Linked DNA regions of Mus musculus: region 1 is linked to region 2. Evidence: chromatin loops called from intact Hi-C (ENCODE). Cell type or tissue: left cerebral cortex. All regions are shown on one strand. Links, peaks and the distances in the headings refer to the core of each region. The heading gives the core; the rest is flanking DNA.

What was found. A loop is a pair of places that touch in the nucleus more often than their neighbours do. Peaks named below come from ENCODE experiments on the same cell type or tissue, not always from the same donor. Only the 100,000 strongest peaks of a DNase experiment are listed, where the experiment ranks them.
Region 1: a loop joins it to region 2, with 3 times the contacts of the local background. A loop is called at or near these places in 13 of 42 quality-filtered maps.

Annotation. Positions count from the first base shown.
Region 1 is chr12:64,988,432-64,996,431 of GRCm38, reverse strand. Togaram1 (TOG array regulator of axonemal microtubules 1) reads right to left here. Exons shown (of 20, transcript NM_177805.3): 8 at 3,792-3,887; 9 at 751-926. Among named protein-coding and RNA genes, the nearest start is that of Togaram1, 27 kb to the right of the region's middle. In left cerebral cortex, for the core only: no CTCF peak of the experiment used is centred there; DNase peaks (open chromatin) are centred at 1,969 and 4,749.
Region 2 is chr12:65,046,646-65,057,175 of GRCm38, reverse strand. Prpf39 (pre-mRNA processing factor 39) reads right to left here. Exons shown (of 14, transcript NM_177806.3): 5 at 8,896-9,063; 6 at 3,725-3,890; 7 at 3,098-3,205; 8 at 1,856-2,020; 9 at 1,412-1,538; 10 at 657-925. Gm25970 (a small nucleolar RNA gene) reads right to left here and starts at 603; the gene lies at 518-603. In left cerebral cortex, for the core only: no CTCF peak of the experiment used is centred there; no DNase peak of the experiment used is centred there.

The DNA of each region.
Region 1 (8,000 bases), core at 1-8,000, 59 kb after region 2:
ATTATATAAACCATGAGTGTAGCATAAAAGCATACTATATATCAGAAATTTAAGTGATTAAAAATCAGAAATTTCAATTACCTAAAACATTAAAAATATAAATCAAGGGGCTGGGGAGACAGTTCTGTTTATAAAAAGTATATACACTGTTAAAGTTTGCCGAACTTAAAATTGTAGAACACAAATAAAGCCAGGTATAGTGGTATACTTCTCATTCTTCTACAAGGTGGGAGATGGAAACAGAATTCCCAGAAAGCTTGTGTAGCAACTAGCCTGGCTTATACAGTATAGTGATGGAAATGTTTCCTCAAACAAGGTGGAAGTTGTGGACACACAAAGTTGTGTTTTCACTTTCACACAAACACACACCCACATTCCCCCCCACACACATACATGCACCTACACACACACATATACACCCATACACAAATACACATGATGCAGGAACACATAGACAAGTTCAAAATAAAAGTAAAGTTGTTAATTAAAAGAAGTTTGCCGCCGGGCAGTGGTGATGCACGCCTTTAATCCCAGCACTTGGTAGGCAGAGGCAGGTGGATTTATGAGTTAGAGGCCAGCCTGGTCTACAGATTGAGTTCCAGGGCAGCCAGGGCTACACAGAGATACCCTGTCTCGAAAAACAAAACAAAACAAAACAAAAAAAACAACAAAAAAAGAAGTTTGCCACCCCACAACTTATATAAAATACAATTTGAGATATTATAGCTAAAGATTAATAGATAACCTTACATCTTTGTCATTTTCAACCTCAGGATATAGTGGAGCATTATGCTGGACTGCTCTTCCATAAACCCCTGATGGCGGTTCAATGCTTGGTTTCACTGGAAACGTGTCCTCACTTTCCACAGAGGATATTACTGGCTGGCTGCAAGTTGTTGGTGCTGAATTTGGATTTCCAAATACACCTGCAATCAAACAGTTATTGGTTACGTAATGGCACTCTAGATAACCAATTTTAATATCACGTATTTTTATCTAAGAAAAACAATGCACTGTCAAACACATGTTAACTAATCATGAAATAAACAAACAAATATCCTAATCAGACAAGAAGATAGTGGTTTCTGAAAGTGTAAGTGAAAATCACATATTTAAGTGCGGTTCATGGGAAGACTCATAGGAAGACTGCTATGAACTATACATTTAAGATGACTTCTACATGCAAGACTTTGAACTGGGATTTGTTTAGATACACAAAGAAGAAAGAAAAGCATAAATTTTGAAGTAGATAAAGTTTTATGGAAAGTTTAACCAAAAAAAAAAAAAAAAAACCCAAAACCCCAACAAGCCTATGTCTAAGGTATAGCAGTTTGAGTAAAAATGACCCCCAAAGGCTTATAAATTTTAATCCTTGGTCACTAGGGAGGGGTGCAGTTTGAAAAGATGGAACTATGGCTTTTTTTGAGGAAGTGTGTCCCTGAGAGTGTGCTGCATTGAGGTGTCAAAGGTCCATACCAAGCCCCGAGTCTTTCTCTTCCTGCTGCCTGTGGATCAAGATGTAGAACTCTCAGCTATTTCTTTAGCACAGTGTCTGTCCTGCATGCTGCCAAGCTTCCCACCACATGATAATGGACTAAACCTCTGAAACTATAAGCCAGCCCCAATTAAGTGTTTGTCTTTATAAAAAGTTGCTCTGGTCATTATGTCTATTCAGAGGAACAGAATACTGACAAAGACACAACAAAAATTGAAATTATGGACAATAAATTTTCAGGAATAGTCTAAAGATAATTTGAGGAGAGTCTTAAATGAGATTATCAAATTAAGTATTTCCAACAAATTCTATTTCATAATACTAAACAAAAAGATGCATCCTTTGTTGTGTATCTGCCCACATCTTAGCTTTTCAGTTCAGAAACAAAGGAGCACTAGCACCAGCATTCACCTTACTCTGCTTTCTGACTGCACACACGACAGACGTGCGAAGCACTGCCTACGGATATTACAGCCCAAGCTGGCAGCAGAACTTGGCAGTGTAACTTTATATTTTTATTTTTATACAGACAAAAACTAAGAGTTATATGGCCGTAAAAATTTACGTCAAGGTTCCAGAAAATTCTTGAGTCCAGGCAATGTATGACAGGAATAGGTTCTATGCTGGTTCAAGGTGGACCTTGAGAGGCTACTGAATAAAACTGTGTCCACAACAGTCTCAGGCCTTTGAACACGTGGTCCCCAGATGTTGATATTATTTGAAGGTGTGGCCTTGCTGGAGAAGTATGCCACTGGGAGGGCCAGCTTTGAGAGTTCATAGTCTTGCCCTACCTCTGGTTTGCCCTCTGCTTCCTGCTCCTACCACCATGCCTGTCACCTGATGCCATGCCCCCCTACCATCATGGGATTGTATCTTCCATGGCCCCTGCTTCAGTTTTTGACTCTAGGTTCCTCCTTGAGGTCCTTCCAGCCTTGGCTTCCCTTCCACATGGACTATAAACAGTAAGCCACATAAACCCTTTCTTTTCCTAAATCAGTGTTACCACAGCAACAGATACCGTAGGATAGATAAGCTATGAAGCCTAATTTGTAACGTAGACCTCAGTAGGTAAAGATACCAGGACCATGGAATATTTTTGAGGGAAGCTTCATGCATATAGAAGAGCCAGCTAAAGAAGAGGGCAATGTGCTGCAGATGGTAGAGCTGGAAGACCAGGGACACGCAAAGCCAACAGACCGGAAATTGTGATCACAAGGCACACATGGCTATAGGATTTGGCAACAGTTCTGTTGAGTTTCTATCTTGCTCTGGTCTGATATTACCTTGGCTTTATTCCTCCTTTTTGAAATGGGCATGCTTATTTTGTGTCATTGTATACTGAAGTATGCAACTTGGTTTTACTTTATTTTAAAATTTATTTTATCTTATTGGGGTTCATGCTGTAAGACTGCCTTCAGTCTCAAGAAATTTGGACTCTTTAATGGTGGGACTATGAGAAGTTTTGAAGTTGGAATAAATACATTTGTATCATGAGATGACTGTGACCCTGTGGGGCCAAAGATGGAATGTTATGATTCAAAGTGATGCGTTTGAACATCATACTGACAAGGGGTGTAGACGTGTGATAATAAATCTACTTGACTGAAACTAGAATCATCTTAGAAACACACTTCTGGGTTAGTCAATGAGGACATTTTCAGATAAGCTGACTGAGGGATGGTGCACCTTAAAGATGAGTAGGCTGGGGTCCTACACTGAACAGCAAGCAGGAACTAAGCTGAACATGAACATTTATCTCTCTGCTCCTTACTGCAAATGGAGTGTGACCAGCTACATTGCTGCCATTATGACTTTCCCACCACAATGTACTCTATTCCCTGACATTATGGGCTAAGTTAAAGTCCTTGTCTCTCAAGTTGCTTTTTGTAAGGTATCTGGTTACAGTCATGGGAAAATAAAAAAGGCAGCATTTATTTAAAAAAAAGAAAATTTAAAGGTACTTAAAGTAATTATCCTACTTCAAGGTTGTCTTACATCTTTAAAATATATAACATGGGTTCATTTTGATTTACTAGAAATAATACATTTTATATTAAATTATATTATTAAAGATAAAGACTGCGATTTAGACTTTAAATCATAATAAAATTATCATAGTTACCTTAAAACTGTCCAACTACTTTTTGAAAGTTACTGATATGAACGACCCATAATTTCACTCAAGGACAGAAATAAGAATTTAAGCATTCATTTTTAATTATTTAAATTAATATCGACAAGATTTGCTTATGTGTAAAGAATGCATAAATTGATAGGCTAGATAACTTTTAAATACCTTTTCCAACAATTACTACTGAGTCTTCTGATAAGGTGTTTGTAGATGTGAAGTCAAAACTGGAAATCTGCTGTAAATTTGATGACCTAGTAAATCCTAAAACAAAAAGGAAGAAGAAAGGAGAGAGTAACAAACACATTTAAAAACATTATAGACTATTTTAGGTTATGAGGCCTTTAAAATTGAAAATGTATTTTATAAAAAAAAATAGATGACTGAAGTCAGTAAGTATGTAAAGTCAGAATGCCCACTAGACATTAGCTCCCACAGAGAACGACAGCAATGAAGCCTCCCGTCCCGTCCCTTACGGACTCTCTACAGGCCAGGGTTGAGGATGAGAGAAGCGTATAATCGTACAGTTGTGCACTGATCATCAGAGAGCTAAGCAATGAAAATGGAGGAACCCGTGCATACCATACAGAGATGAGGCCAATCTCAAGAAAACCGCACTCTTCTAGGCTGCTCGAATTGGTTTACTTGCCCAGTTTACTACAGGTAAATACACAGCCTATCATCCTTGACCAGCTGTTATTTCAGATCAGAAAAAAATTAAGCCCCCCCCCCTTTTCCTTTGTGTCATTTTTGAGGCAGAGTCTTGCTATGTAGCCCAGAGTAGCCTCAAATGCAAAAACATCTTGCCTCTACCTCCTGAGTCTTGAGACTGCAAGTATGCACCACTATGTCTAGCTAAAATGGTCATCTTATCTGCTCCACAGTTGTCACATGCCCCCCCACCTCCCAAAAGGCAGCTCTTTACTTATTGAAACTCACAATATACACCAGGTTGGCCTTAAACTCATGGCAACCCTCTAGTCACAAGCTCTCAAAGACTGAGACTCCAAGAAGGAACTACCACCTGACTAAAGAAATTGCTTTAAGTGCAGCTAGCATAGAAGAATTTAGGAAATGGACAAAGCACCCATCCACAGTACTGATCACTATTGCAGTTTAAAAATATAACAGTTACAGTGGCTAGTGACAATAGAGAAGTTCTAGCTAGCAGAAGGAAGGAACTTTCCTGCTGCCACATCTTGGGCCCACGGTTGCCACCTACACAAACAACTTACATGGTTTTCTTACTATATCTGAGTGATGACATTTTTTTTTTTTTTTTTGGTTTTTCAAGACAGGGTTTCTCTGTATAGCCTGGCTGTCCTGGAACTCGCTCTGTAGACCAGGCTGGCCTCGAACTCAGAAATCCACCTGCCTCTGCCTCCCAAGTGCTGGGATTAAAGGCCCACCACACCTGGCTGAAATGTCTTAGAAAAGAAAGCTGTTGGTATGTATGTGGCTGTACATGTTCTTGGGGTAAATCTCAGTATGGATTCCTAGTTTTAACTAATGTTTACTCCTTTGAATTGGCTCCTTTAGACAAGAGCATAGACCATAAACCTAAAGAGTTATTTAAGAAATAACCTATCAGCAGAATGGTAAGTTAAAAACCTTAAAGTTAAGAATTCTTAGAATTATTTTTTCTTGGTATGCTTAGAGAAGATTCTGACTTAGATATATTGAATATTAAAAATTAATTTGTCATGAAATTTACAAACCTTTTGTATACTTTTGCCTTGGGTGTTCCTTATTTTGTATTTTTAAAGCACTAGGTGAAATGTCATGTGACCTATCATCTTCAAAATCACCACATCCAAACCCATAGTTCATACGTTGGCCAATTATGCTTACACTGGGTGTTGTTATCCCTATAAAATAAAATAATATTTATTTAAATAATGTGGTAATATTTACAATAGGTAATATCTTTCCTCTAAATCGATTTTGTTAAATACTTTTTTAAAAGATCAGCAATATTAGAAATTATGTTAGTAATTTTTAAAGTTTTACTATATTTTAAGCCAAGTAATTTTCAGTGAAATAAAAAATATAATGTTTGAAAGTTAGTTAAATAATTGTATGTTAAATGATGTAGTGGTGCATGCTTGTAATCCTAGCAACCAAGAACTAGAGATAAGAGGATCACAAGTCTGAGGTTATCCTAGGCTACATAAAATGTTCAATGACAACTAGGGCTACAAAAATGAATTAAGAACTTAACTGATTAAATTAATAAATAAAATCCTTAAATTTTCACAAAAAAGAAAAATGTTCAAATGTTATAGCAATGGCTAATTATTAAGAAAGAAAGAAAGAAAGAAAGAAAGAAAGAAAGAAAGAGAGAAAGAAAGGTAGAAAGAAAAAAGAAAAAAAATCCAAAGGTTTCAAGAGAGGCATAAAGGGGCCTATGTTCTTTACGCCTTTCTCTTGTGCTCCCATGTGATGAGTGTACACTGGTCTGGCTAATGATGCAGACATTTTGCATAATTAAGAACTCTGCACCTGGAATCATGCTTAGCAGACTAGATTTCTGCCCTGCAGCTTAACTGCTGAGAGATCCTGCTAAGCCATTTCATGTGTGTAAAATGAGAAGGAGAGTAAAACCTTTCCCAGAACTGTCACATGAGTTAAATGCAGGAAATTGAATGCTAGACATAGTGGCATGTGCTTAAAAGCTCTAAAGCCTGGGATGGTGAAACAGGAGAAACACTGTGAATTTGAGGCCAGTATGGGCTACATACAAAAAGGTTAAGGCTAGCCTGGTGTATACAATGAGGCCTTGTTTTATATATCCCCTCTCCCTGGGATTGGGGTGTGAGGGCAAATACACATAAAGAACTTAATATACTACCTAGCATATTGCAAATACTCAAACAATATTATATCTCTAAAATATACTAGTGTTGTTTATGACCCTTTAACAAGTATGTACTACTTGTTAACAAGAATGTACTACTTGTTAACCATTTTCCTGTTTAAATCATCTATACTCTACCACTACTGGAACTTCAAAATATTTACTAAGTAAAAATTCCTATTCAGTATTTTTGCATCCCTGCCAACTTTAATACATAACTCCAATATAAAACAGTAAGCAATAATATACTTCATTTTAAGATAATGCAATACTTGAGGCTGAAGAGATGCCTCAACAGTTAAGAGCACTTAATGGTCTTCTAAAATACCCAGGTTCAATTCCCAGCAACCACATGGCAGCTGACAATTGTTTATAACTCTAGTTCCAGGGGATCTGACGTATTCACACAGACCTATGTACAGGCAAAACACGGTACACATAGAGTAAAAATAAATTGTAAGTAATATAATACTTTAATGAAAACAAAATAACTGGAAAAGTGCTGGCTCTTGAAAGCTGAGCTAGGAAGAACAGGAAATAAAGGGTTTCAGCTAAGTTTACAAAAATCTGCTTACACTAACATGGCCCTAGATTAGATCTCCAGTACCACATAAGACTGGCTTAGCAATAGCAGCACATGTCAGTTATCCCAGAACTTGTGAGGTAAAGCCAGCAGGATCAGATGTTCAAGGCCACACAGCAAGTCAAGACCACCTGGCTACATGAGACTTCTTTCAAAAAACTAAAACAAAAACCTCATTTTAAATGATAATGGCCTTCCAGAAGGAACTGAATTTTTAAATTCTTAGTTTTAATAGTTAATCTAGGTATTAGACATTAGTAGAATATACTGGATTTCGGTAGAAATGTTTCTACTAATGTTTGGCACTGAAGGTATTGGAAAGTCATTTAGGGAGTTCAGTATTATTTACAGTAAAAGATACAAGCATACACGGAAACAGTCCCTGGAAACACTGCAGTCAAGGCATGCTGTCTTTATCATCTTTATACCACTTCACACAATGTCTATTCTGATCAGTATTTTTTCATGTTTTACAATAAACAAAAGTACTTTTGCAGGAATCACTTACAAACAAACTCAATCACTAACAAAGCAAACTCAAATGAAAATGATTCTAAACATTAGGTATTTAATAGTTTGACAGACTGTTAAGTTTATCAAGGATATCTTACACTAAACCCAGTAATAACAGATGTTCTTAAGTTTGTCACTAGAAATCACCAAGATTTGATAAGAGTACTGATTTCTTATTATAATCAGGAGTTCACTAGGTATGAGATGTGGCCTCAGAATCTATTCCCATGCAAAGATTAAGTATGTATGGAAATTATCAAATATTTATTAATTCTGGAAAATGCAATCTATTATACATAGAGGTAGGTACGATTATAATCAATCGCTGACTGATATAAATTCTGCCTAAGTTCACAAAAGTAGCAGCAGAAAGGAACTCAAAACCAGGCTTTAAGTCAGTTATTTTTTCCAATCCTAAAGTAAA
Region 2 (10,530 bases), core at 1,468-9,467:
ATGACAGGCAGCGCTGGTTACATTGAGAAACCCTGTCTTAAAAAACAACAACAGGGCTGGTGAGATGGCTCAGTGGGTAAGAGCACCCGACTGCTCTTCCGAAGGTCCAGAGTTCAAATCCCAGTCAACCACATGGTGGCTCACAACCATCTGTAACGAGATCTGACGCCCTCTTCTGGTGTGTCTGAAGACAGCTACAGTGTACTTACATGTAATAAATAAATCTTTAAAAAAAAAAAACAACAAAAATCAAACAACATAATCCTAAAAATAAGACACTTCCACTAGTTTTTATTCCCTGTTTCATAAAAGGAACGGCTTGCAAGATGAGTGTCACTATACTGCTTTGCTACTGTTATGCTTTGTTCACAAATGCTGCTCCCAGGCCACTGATCCTTAACAACCATCAAGTTTCTACAATTTCTGAAAGTTAATTACAAAGATCACAATATTTACAACTTTAAGTAACCATAACTTTCGCACACTTTAAACACAAAGAAAGAAAAAATATTAAAAGTGGCAACATCAGTTTAGAGGGACTGTTGTCCTCATGTAGTAATAAATATATTACTGTATAGACCAAATCTTTCATCACAGTTGCCAAAGGGAAAAAGTACTAGCTTTTTATGAAAAATGTTGTTAAAAAATGTACATACCTTATCTTTTTCGATTGCTTCCAAAAGTACCTTTCTTGATTTTGGAAGATTTTTCTGTATTTTGAAAAGATGTCGGGCTAGTTTGATAGCATAAAATGATGACTCATTATTTGATTTGGCATTCTTTATAGCATCCTGAAGCAAATGTTCGGCTTCTTCCATATTTCCATGCCGTCGTTCTAAACTTACTCTTCGCAATCGAACCATTGCCAATCCTAGAACACATTCTTCAAACGTTCTCAAGATAATCCTGGCTTCATTAATATTCCCTAAAATAGTAATTACATATTTATACTTTTGTTTAAATTTTTGAAATAGACTTTATATCAAGCAATGAAAAACATTAGCCTGCAGTCTAGATCTAGTGTGGGATGGGGTGTAAACACCCATGCTTACTTATTTTGTACTGTCTACAGCTGCTCTTAGGATATGGCAAGGAAACAATAAAGCTTTTATAGAATTGCCAAATTCTCATTTATACCTCCCTTAGTTCTCAATTCCTGTAACTCCACCCTGTGCTAAAACATCAATTGAGGGGCTAAGAGTAAGATTCAGCAGATAGGAGCACTGGCTGCTGTTGTAGAGGACCCAGGCTCACTTCTCAGCACCCTCAACCCTGTTTAGTGTAGTCCCTGAAATTCCCATACACTCTACTGGTATCTGCAAACACTTCGTATGGATAGGCATGCAGGCAAAACACCCATTCATATAAAGTAAATACATAAATTAAATCAACTGAACATTCTTTTTCTTACCCTGTTGTTCCTCAAAAGCTGCCCAAAGCATGTGTGCCATGGGTTTCTTTGGGAGGTGAACAGTACAAGCTCTGCTGAAGACATGCCTCACTCCTTCAATGCTATGGTTTTCCATGTACTTGGCATACTACATACAAAAAACAGGAAATACTGAATAATTTACAGTTGAATACGTGATGGATTAAATATGTGACAGAACGATAAAATTCTATTTTTAAACCCATTCAGCACCTTTATTGAACCACTAGACTAGTTTCTGTAAGGAAGGACGAAGAGAGGCAACGAGGTTGGCATATGCAGCAGTCAAATCTGGTTGCAAGCAGACCATCTCCTAATGCAACAGATATAGTTATATGAACAACATTCAACAGAAGTACAAAAAAGGTTAGTCACTAGATCAATGTTAAATGTATTCAAGTTAAACACACTCTATCATTTTCTTACCTTAATCCAAAACTCCTCATAGAGGGCACAAGATATGACACATCTTTCAAAGAGAACCACAACTCTTTCATGAGTCCCATTTTCAATTTCGAATTCTAAGTATTCTTTCCAGTTTTTTAGCTGAGCCTTTTCCAATGGTTTCACATGAAAATAAGGTCTTTTAATCTGTAAAAATATTATTATATGGCAATAAAAGTAAACCAAAATCAAAATATTTGAAGTAAATGAAATAAATACAAAGAAAATATTTTAAAACTCATTGCTGTTTATTTTTTGTTTGTTTTTGTTTTTTTCATTACAGTTTTGAAGAGAGATATGTGTGTCCTTAAGACAAAGTCTGAACGTAGCCCTGGCTGTCTTCGAACTCAATATGTACTCCAGGCTGGTCTTTTAAGAGGGTCCTTATTTTTATTACTAAGGTAAGCTACATTGTTTATTTATCAAAACTTATTTTACAGTCAGCCACAACAGACACACATATCTATTCACAGGCTAGATCATGAAAGGATAACTTACAAAAACAAAGCTACATCAAACCTTAAGATTGGGGCTGAGGAAGCTAAGCTGCAGGTGAGTAAGCAGGGTTAGAAAAACTGAAGAGGAAACATGAGAAAAAAGTAAATCAACTATGCTGATGGTAGTACATATCTTGTGAACTAACAAAATGCATACTTCAAATACGCAAATGAAGTATGAAACATACCTTACAAACAGAAATTAGTTAAATTCGTAAGACAAAAGCATCATTCATCTGTAGATGGTTGGGTGTGTTGTTTTTAATTTCTGAGATCAAGTCCTACGTAGCAAGGCTGATATGGAACTGATGTAACTGAAGATGACTTTCAACTTTTGAACCTTTTTTCTCTAGCTTCCAAGTGCTAAGATTTAAGACTTGGCATCCAACCTGGTCTATACATGGGGCTGGGATCAAACTCAGGGATTTGTGTATGTTGGGCAAGCATTCTACAAATTGAACCTAGCCCTTAGAACAGCTGTTATTTTATTGTCCACAAGATTTAGCACAATAAAGTTGATTTTTAAAGGAATTCACCTTAATCAGGAATCTTGCACTTGAAATACAAATGTAGTAAGATTCTAAAGCTGGTCATAGAAAATGTCAAATACAACTGAGATGCACACTTTGAATTATTACTAATACAGAAAGAAAAATTCACAATGGTGTCACTACTATAAGAAAAAATCTTATTTTTATATTTTAAGACTATAAAACAAAACACTTACACCTTCTTCAAATGTCCACCTCTTACTAACTTCATGCTCATTATAATTAAACATTTCTTGATGAATTTCAATGATTCTGTGTCTCATATTTTCTATTTCAGTAATTAGCTTGAAAAAAAAGAAAAAAATTAAAACTTATAAGTTACATACTAAAAATTCTCAATAGCACACATTTAAATATCTTCCACAGATATTTCATTCTTCAGTAGCTAGAGTATTTAATTTTGTTTTAGGTTGTTTTCTTGAGACAGGGTCTCTGTATATATAGTGCTGGCAAACCTGGAACACATTATGGAGACCAGCCTGTCCTGAACTAATGGAGATCCAATTGACTCTGCCCCCCAAATGCTGGCATTAACAGTGTGTGCCACCACACCCTGCTTTAAAAATGATTTAAAACACAACTTCAAAAAGCCAATTTCTTATGTATTTTCTACAATAGGAATAGTAGACTGCAATCAAAGTAAATTATTTTTTCTAGAGTAAGTTACTTCCAGGTGTGTCATGGTAAAACTTTCTCCTTAAAATTCATTCTTAAATCATACTGATCTAAATGGCACACTTTATCACCATTCCATTCCTGCTACCTAGTTTCTTATTCACTGACCATGTGATTAAGAGGGTTACCTTTGCTGGATCAGTTATGTCTTCAATTCCTGATGGAAGGTCATCACCAGGAGGGCCGTCATCACCACTGTGTCCATTTACAGAAGCTAATTCCCTTCTCAGCTGAATAAACTGTTCACCAGTTAAAAGATCTCTAGGCAAGTTATTTTGTACATGTTCTTTAAATCTAAAGGAAGAATTAAAAACCACTTGTCAGATACCTCCTATGTATTATTCCTTCAAATAAACGAGAAACCAGTCAAAATATGTAACACTTCTCTTTTTCTGTACCTACCACTTGGTGAGTATTTATGCATATATAAATAGATATAATTCCATCCCACTGTCTTTGCAGTGGAATGTAGAAGACACCTAACTCCAACTCTATTTCTCTTCTCATAATCTTAGTCTATCTATAAAACAGAACATATCTATTGTGCAAATTTAAATGAAACAGCTAATTCATATTAAAATTCTAAAGTGATCACCTACCAATTACTTACTCCTTCAGTCATTAACAATCCAATGACATTAGCTTAATTAAGGTCACCAATTACCATACATGCAAAGTATAATGTGTTCTTCAGTCCAGCCTCTATCTTCAGCACTCGAGGCTGCTAACCATATCTTCTTACTCCTAGACTTGTCTTCATTGCTTGGTTTAGGGGGTGCCACTCCCTTGGTTTTCCTCCAAATCTCTCTGATTGCTGCTTGAGCTCTTTTGGATCCCCACTACTACAGGCATTAACCCTATGTTTCCAAGAATTCTCTTTTATTCTCATACTTTTTATATACTTTCTTGCTAAAGTCATTAAGAGTTGAAGTAATTACTATATCAACAAAACTCAAAAATAAAACAGAAGTCCAAAACAGTATAAATCACAGATTACTATATCCAGTTGTCAATAGTCTACAGAAAAAAAAAAGTCATTTTACATATGAATGTAAACAAGTTTTACTAAGGTATAAAAACTTCTTGTCTTTTCAGACACTGACTCACCTGACACTGGTTTAAAACTCAAGATCTTTTTACTTTCATTCATCAATTATAAGCAATATACTGCTACACCCAGCTAACACATTTTCAATAACATGTTATTTCACTATTTCATTTGTCTAATTAATAACAATAATAACAACAACAATTTTAACCAAAACAAGGTTTCTCTGTGAAACAGAGCCCTGGCTGTCCTGGACTCAATTGTAGACCAAGCTGGCCTCGAACTCACAGAGATCCACCTATCTACACCCCACCCATGTTGGGGTTAAAGGCCCATGGCAACCATGCCCTATACCTTTTCTATGTATCTATGTATCTATCTATCTCTTTTGTAAACATTACTTTATATACTCCAATTTTAACTGTAAAGAGGAGGTAAAGTATTTGCGATATTGACTTTAAAATGGAATCTCCTATACTCTATTTGTTTATTTGTAATTTATTGGGCTTGATTGTTTTTCAAGACAAGGTCTCATTCTGTAGCTCTGCCTGGCTTGGAACTCAGTGATCTGCCTGTCTCTAACTCCCCAGTGCTGTGATTAAAGGCATGCCACCTAGAACTCACCATATACCTGAGATGGGCTATTAAATGATAGCCCACCCACTACCACCAAGTACTGTCTTCTAGTCTTTCCCAGTTATGTTATCATTCACATTCCATGTGATAACAGATCCTATTGATTCTATTTTCTAAATACATCTTTATGTCCTTACTTTTCTCCTGAATAAAGCGTCTTCCAACTTCTAGTCATATAATTCTCTTCCTCCATTGTTATTAGAAATGATTTAAGAAAAATAGAGTGACGTAAACAGAATGCGGTGGTGACACATGCCTTTAATCCCAACATTGGAGAGGCAGAGGTATTCTAATATTGGAAAGGTAGATGATAGGATTCCTCAGTTTCGACCTCCAGCATCCTAACTGTAATTCTAGTTCCATAGATAGCAGAACCATATGTGATAAATAGATGCATGTGTAGGCAAAATACTCATACATAAAATGAAAACTTCTGAAAGATAGAAAAACACAAGACTTCAGCCTCTCAACCCCTGACAAGAGCATATACAAGTTCCCACCAATATGCAAATAGCTAAAAGAAAAATCCAACATTGTTGCTGTGGTATTTAATCCCAGTACAAGAAGTAGAGACAATGCAGATCTCTTTGAATTCAAAGCTAGCCTGGTCCACAGATGGAGGTCCAGGCTAGCCAGGGATACACAAGTGAGACCTTATCTCAAGAAAAAGCAAAGCCAAACCAACCAACCAACTAATCAATCAATCAAAAAATTACTAGAAAGATGTAAAAAAAAAAAAATTACTAGAAAGATGCACAGCAACCCGGGCGTGGTGGTGCACGCCTTTAATCCTAGCACTTGGGAGGCAGAGGCAGGCAGATTTCTGAGTTCGAGGCCAGCCTGGTGTACAAAGTGAGTTCCAGGACAGCCAGGGCTATACAGAGAAACCCTGTCTCGAAAAACCATAAAAAAAAAAAAAAGAAAGATGCACAGAACCCAAGTTCATTTTCCATCATCCACAGGGCAGTTCATAACTGTCTATAACTCAGTTCCAGGGGATGAACTGACATTTCTTGATTCTATAGGCACCAAGCACACATGATGCATGCACTCGCGCGCACACACACTACACACATACACACGTGTGTGTGTGTAGGTAAAATATTCATACAATACACACAAGGAACAAAATATTACATTTACTTATTTTGGAGGGGGCAATGAGTCAGGGAGTAAGTTGTGACAGTGAGTGTTCTCCTTTCACAATATGGCTACCAATGACTGAACTCAGGTCATAAGACTTACAGTTAAAACCATTTACCCACTGACCCATCTGGCTAAGACACACATATTCATGCTGAAGCATCCAGCAGGTCCCAGTACTTGAGAGATAGAGGTAGGTGTATCTCTGAGTTCAAGGCCATCATAGCCTACAGAGTGAGTTCCAGGACAGCCAGGGCTATGCAGAAAATCATCTCAAAAATAAAATAAATCAAGCAGAATACTCATTGCAAAAAAGATCTGGAGGGCTAGAAAGAGGGTTCATTAGCTAACAGCACGCATGCACCATTGTCACAGCATACCAGAGTTCAGTTCCCAGCACCCATGATTCTAAGAGATCTGAAGCCCTCTTCTGGACTTAACAGACAGACAACTGCACACACATGCACATATCACCATCCCAAGCCACAAAACAAAACAAACAAAACCCCTAAAAAGATTTGGAAGGACTCAGTGGTAAATAAAAATATTTAGAGAGCACAGATTTCAACAATGGGGACTGTCTGAAAGGTATTACCTCACCCCCAAGGCTTTCTCTTTCTGTTTCCAGGTAATCATGAACTGAGCAGCTCTGGCCACCTCCTGCTTCCCACTACTATGTTCTTCTTAGAGCTAGATGATCATGGCACCTTTAAAATTGCTGATACAATGGGAGGCAAGAAGGGCTCATGAGCTCCATCCCTAAAACACTGCTGACAGTTAATGGTTTCTGGGGAATAGTCGTTTTCTTTAAGTGTGGCTGGCTTCATACCCCAAGTATACAGGCAATATAGGCAGTGAACAGATGTAAAGTATATAAGTTAAAAAAAAAATAATTAATTAATTAATTAATTAAAATTAAAAATACACACTAAATTTGGCAGAGGTAGGAATTAAGGGATAAATATGACCAAAATACAATGTATGAAACTCTCAAAAAACATAAAAGTTACAGTAATAGAAAGCTATCATTTCCTAAATAAAGGTCTTGTAATCTAAATGTCACCATGGTCTATGAAAATGCCTTGTATCTGATGTTCATTGGTCCAACAGGCATACAAATACTACGACTTATGGTAGTAATGTATTTCAGCAAGTGGGTACCTAGGTTATTATGTACTAGAAACCTGTCTACCTGTTCTAGCTCATCAATAATAGAGACAGAATACTGAACTACAATGTTTCTTTTTTTCCTCTTAGTTCCTATTTCTAACACAGCCTGTAACTTCTATTTTTAGCATATTATATATCTATAGTACTTTATATATTTTCATTAACCAACTTAGAATATCATTTAAATTTTTCTTCCATATACATTACTTATAACAATTAACAAAAACACAAAATAGGGTATGGTGGTACATACACACATGAAATCTCAGCACTCAGAAGGTGGAGACTGGAGAATCATGAGTTCAAGGCCAACTGGGGTCCCCTGAAACAGTCTCAAAAGAAAACAACCCAAAACAAAGTACATATGTTATATACACATACACTGAGGAAAAGAAAAAAAAAAAAACCAGCAAAGACACAATCTCATACTTATTCAGAGTTTCTGGGTTCTTAGCAATGAGATGCCTTGCAGCTGAGCACCATGCACACACCTGCAACCACAGCACTCAGGAAGCATAAGGAGGAAAAGATGGAAGGTCAAGGCACACAGGAGCCACACAGTGGCTTCAAGCTTCAACCTACCTATCAAGATCTTTCTCAAAAGCAAAAAGAAACCAAAACCAAAACTACACATGGAAACCATGGTACAGAGAGTTCTTGAAAACCTATGAAGTTATTTAATACAACTTATATCCAGAAAATCATAAAGTAAAATTTAAATATAATGATACTTAATAATTTGAAGAACTAACAAAGACAGAATAAGATAAAAAGTTAACCTCTAAACTGCAATCTTTGCTGTTCTGGGTATGTTTATGCATATCAGGAATGTACATTTTGTAAATCCTTAAGTAGTTAAGCCAGACATGATTATAAGGTTTATGTCTATAATCTCAGATCCTGCTATGCTGAGACAGAAGGAGTAAAGATTCTAGGCCAGCATGGGAAACACAGCAACATACAATCTCAAAAAATAAAATAAAAAAAGCACTTAACAACTGCCAAGCACCATATAAATTTAGTACTACAAATATTCATTCACTAAACTCTATTTTCTCATTTCTTCACTGCTCTGAAGTACTTTGCATATAAAATGAATAAGAAAAAATTTCCATACGAAACTATTAAATCATTAAACATTTCACAAGATACAAGGAAAATATAAAAATTAAGACATAAAATTTGATTCTCTGGAAAGTTTAATCTAATAAAATCTCATCTAACATATTGAAAAAAAATTTAATAATTAATATTGACAATTAAGCACCTAGCAAAAGATATTTCAAAGATCTTTTAACCTACCTCTGAAAATGATGACTGTACAGCTGTGTTGGAATACCAAGAATACGATCGTATACAGCTGTAACTTCTCGCAGATTTCCCTGTTCATTCTCCCAGTTTATATACATTTCCCATAATTTGTCAGATCGAAAATCTGTTCCTGCAGCTAGAACAGCATGCTCAAAAGTTCTGAAAAATTAAATTGCTCATAAGTTATCTTTCCAAGTAAAATCACTTTAAAATATTTCTAAATTTAGAAAGTAATACTGAAATCAAAGTTATATTTAGTTGCTTCCTAGGCAAGCATGGATTAAAAAGTGGAATCATAGCAGAATTGATCAAAAGAATAAATAAAAACCCAAAGGGTAGTAAAGACGAGTGCAGTTTCTTTTCTATAGAATGTAAAACATTCACAATTCACAGAAGTAAGAGAAATATGTAAAGATTCCTTTAGTGCAGAGAACTGAAGAATTTGCAGACCTCAATCAAGGAATATGCCAGCAAAAATGACTCTAAGGGACTCAAACTGTCATATAAGCTAATGAGAATATACTTTTGTCAAAAGCACCTTTTAATTATAATAGTTATTGTGGAAGCAAATGTTTTAAGATATTATCTAATTTCAAGAGATATGTTCCATCAGTAGATTTGATATTTAATAAACAAAACTTCAGGAATGGAGAGATGGCTCAGCAAGTTAAGTGCTAACTCATAAATGTGAGAATAGGGACTTAAATTCCCAGAATTCTTGTAAATACTAAGTGATGGGCATGGTGGCCTGCTGGCATTAGGAAAGGAGGGAGACAAGGGATCCCCAGAGCACACTAGCTGGCTTGAACAACCCAAATGGCAAGCTCTGGGTTCAACTTTAGTGAATAAGGTACTGACTGAGGAAAATACCTGAAAAGTTAACTCTGGGACTCCACACACATACACCCACACACAAGTGAACTCTCACTCACTACATAATAACTAAAACAAAACAAAAATCCATCTTTCTAGTACAGTTTCAAAACAAGCTCCTCAAATATCAATCACAGGTCAACAAATTAGCCCAACAAGTCACATCACTTGCCAGAAAGCCTGAGGGCCTAAATTCATCCCCCCAGACTCACATGGTAGAAGAGAACTGACCTGTAGTCACAAGTTTACTGATCTGTAGCATATGTTTCTCCCTATATATATTTTAAAATGTTACAAAAATTTGAGTTAAACAAACAACCTCCTCCTAAAAAAACAAGGGTCTCTTACCCAAACAGACCACACTTCCAAAATTATCTTACAATTTTAATATAATCAAAAAAGTTCTAATTTAGGAAAATCAGGAATTCAAATTTGATTTTTATATACTATTAAATACTATAAGTATTTTTATAAAAGGGTAATGAGTTAAGCATTTTCCTGAAAATATCATAAGAAAGGCATTATAGTTTCCTGGGTACCTGGTAGAGATACGGCACATGTACATATACACAGGTAAGCATTCATTCACACAAAGTAAAATAATAAATCTTAAAAAAAAAAATAGTGCCTAAGAGGAAACAGGAAAAAAAGGTGTAATAATTTAATGAACACAAAGAGGACATTTTCAATCAACATACAAAGACTAAACTATTTAACACAGGAAGGATTAACGTGCACAGACTGCCCTTCTAG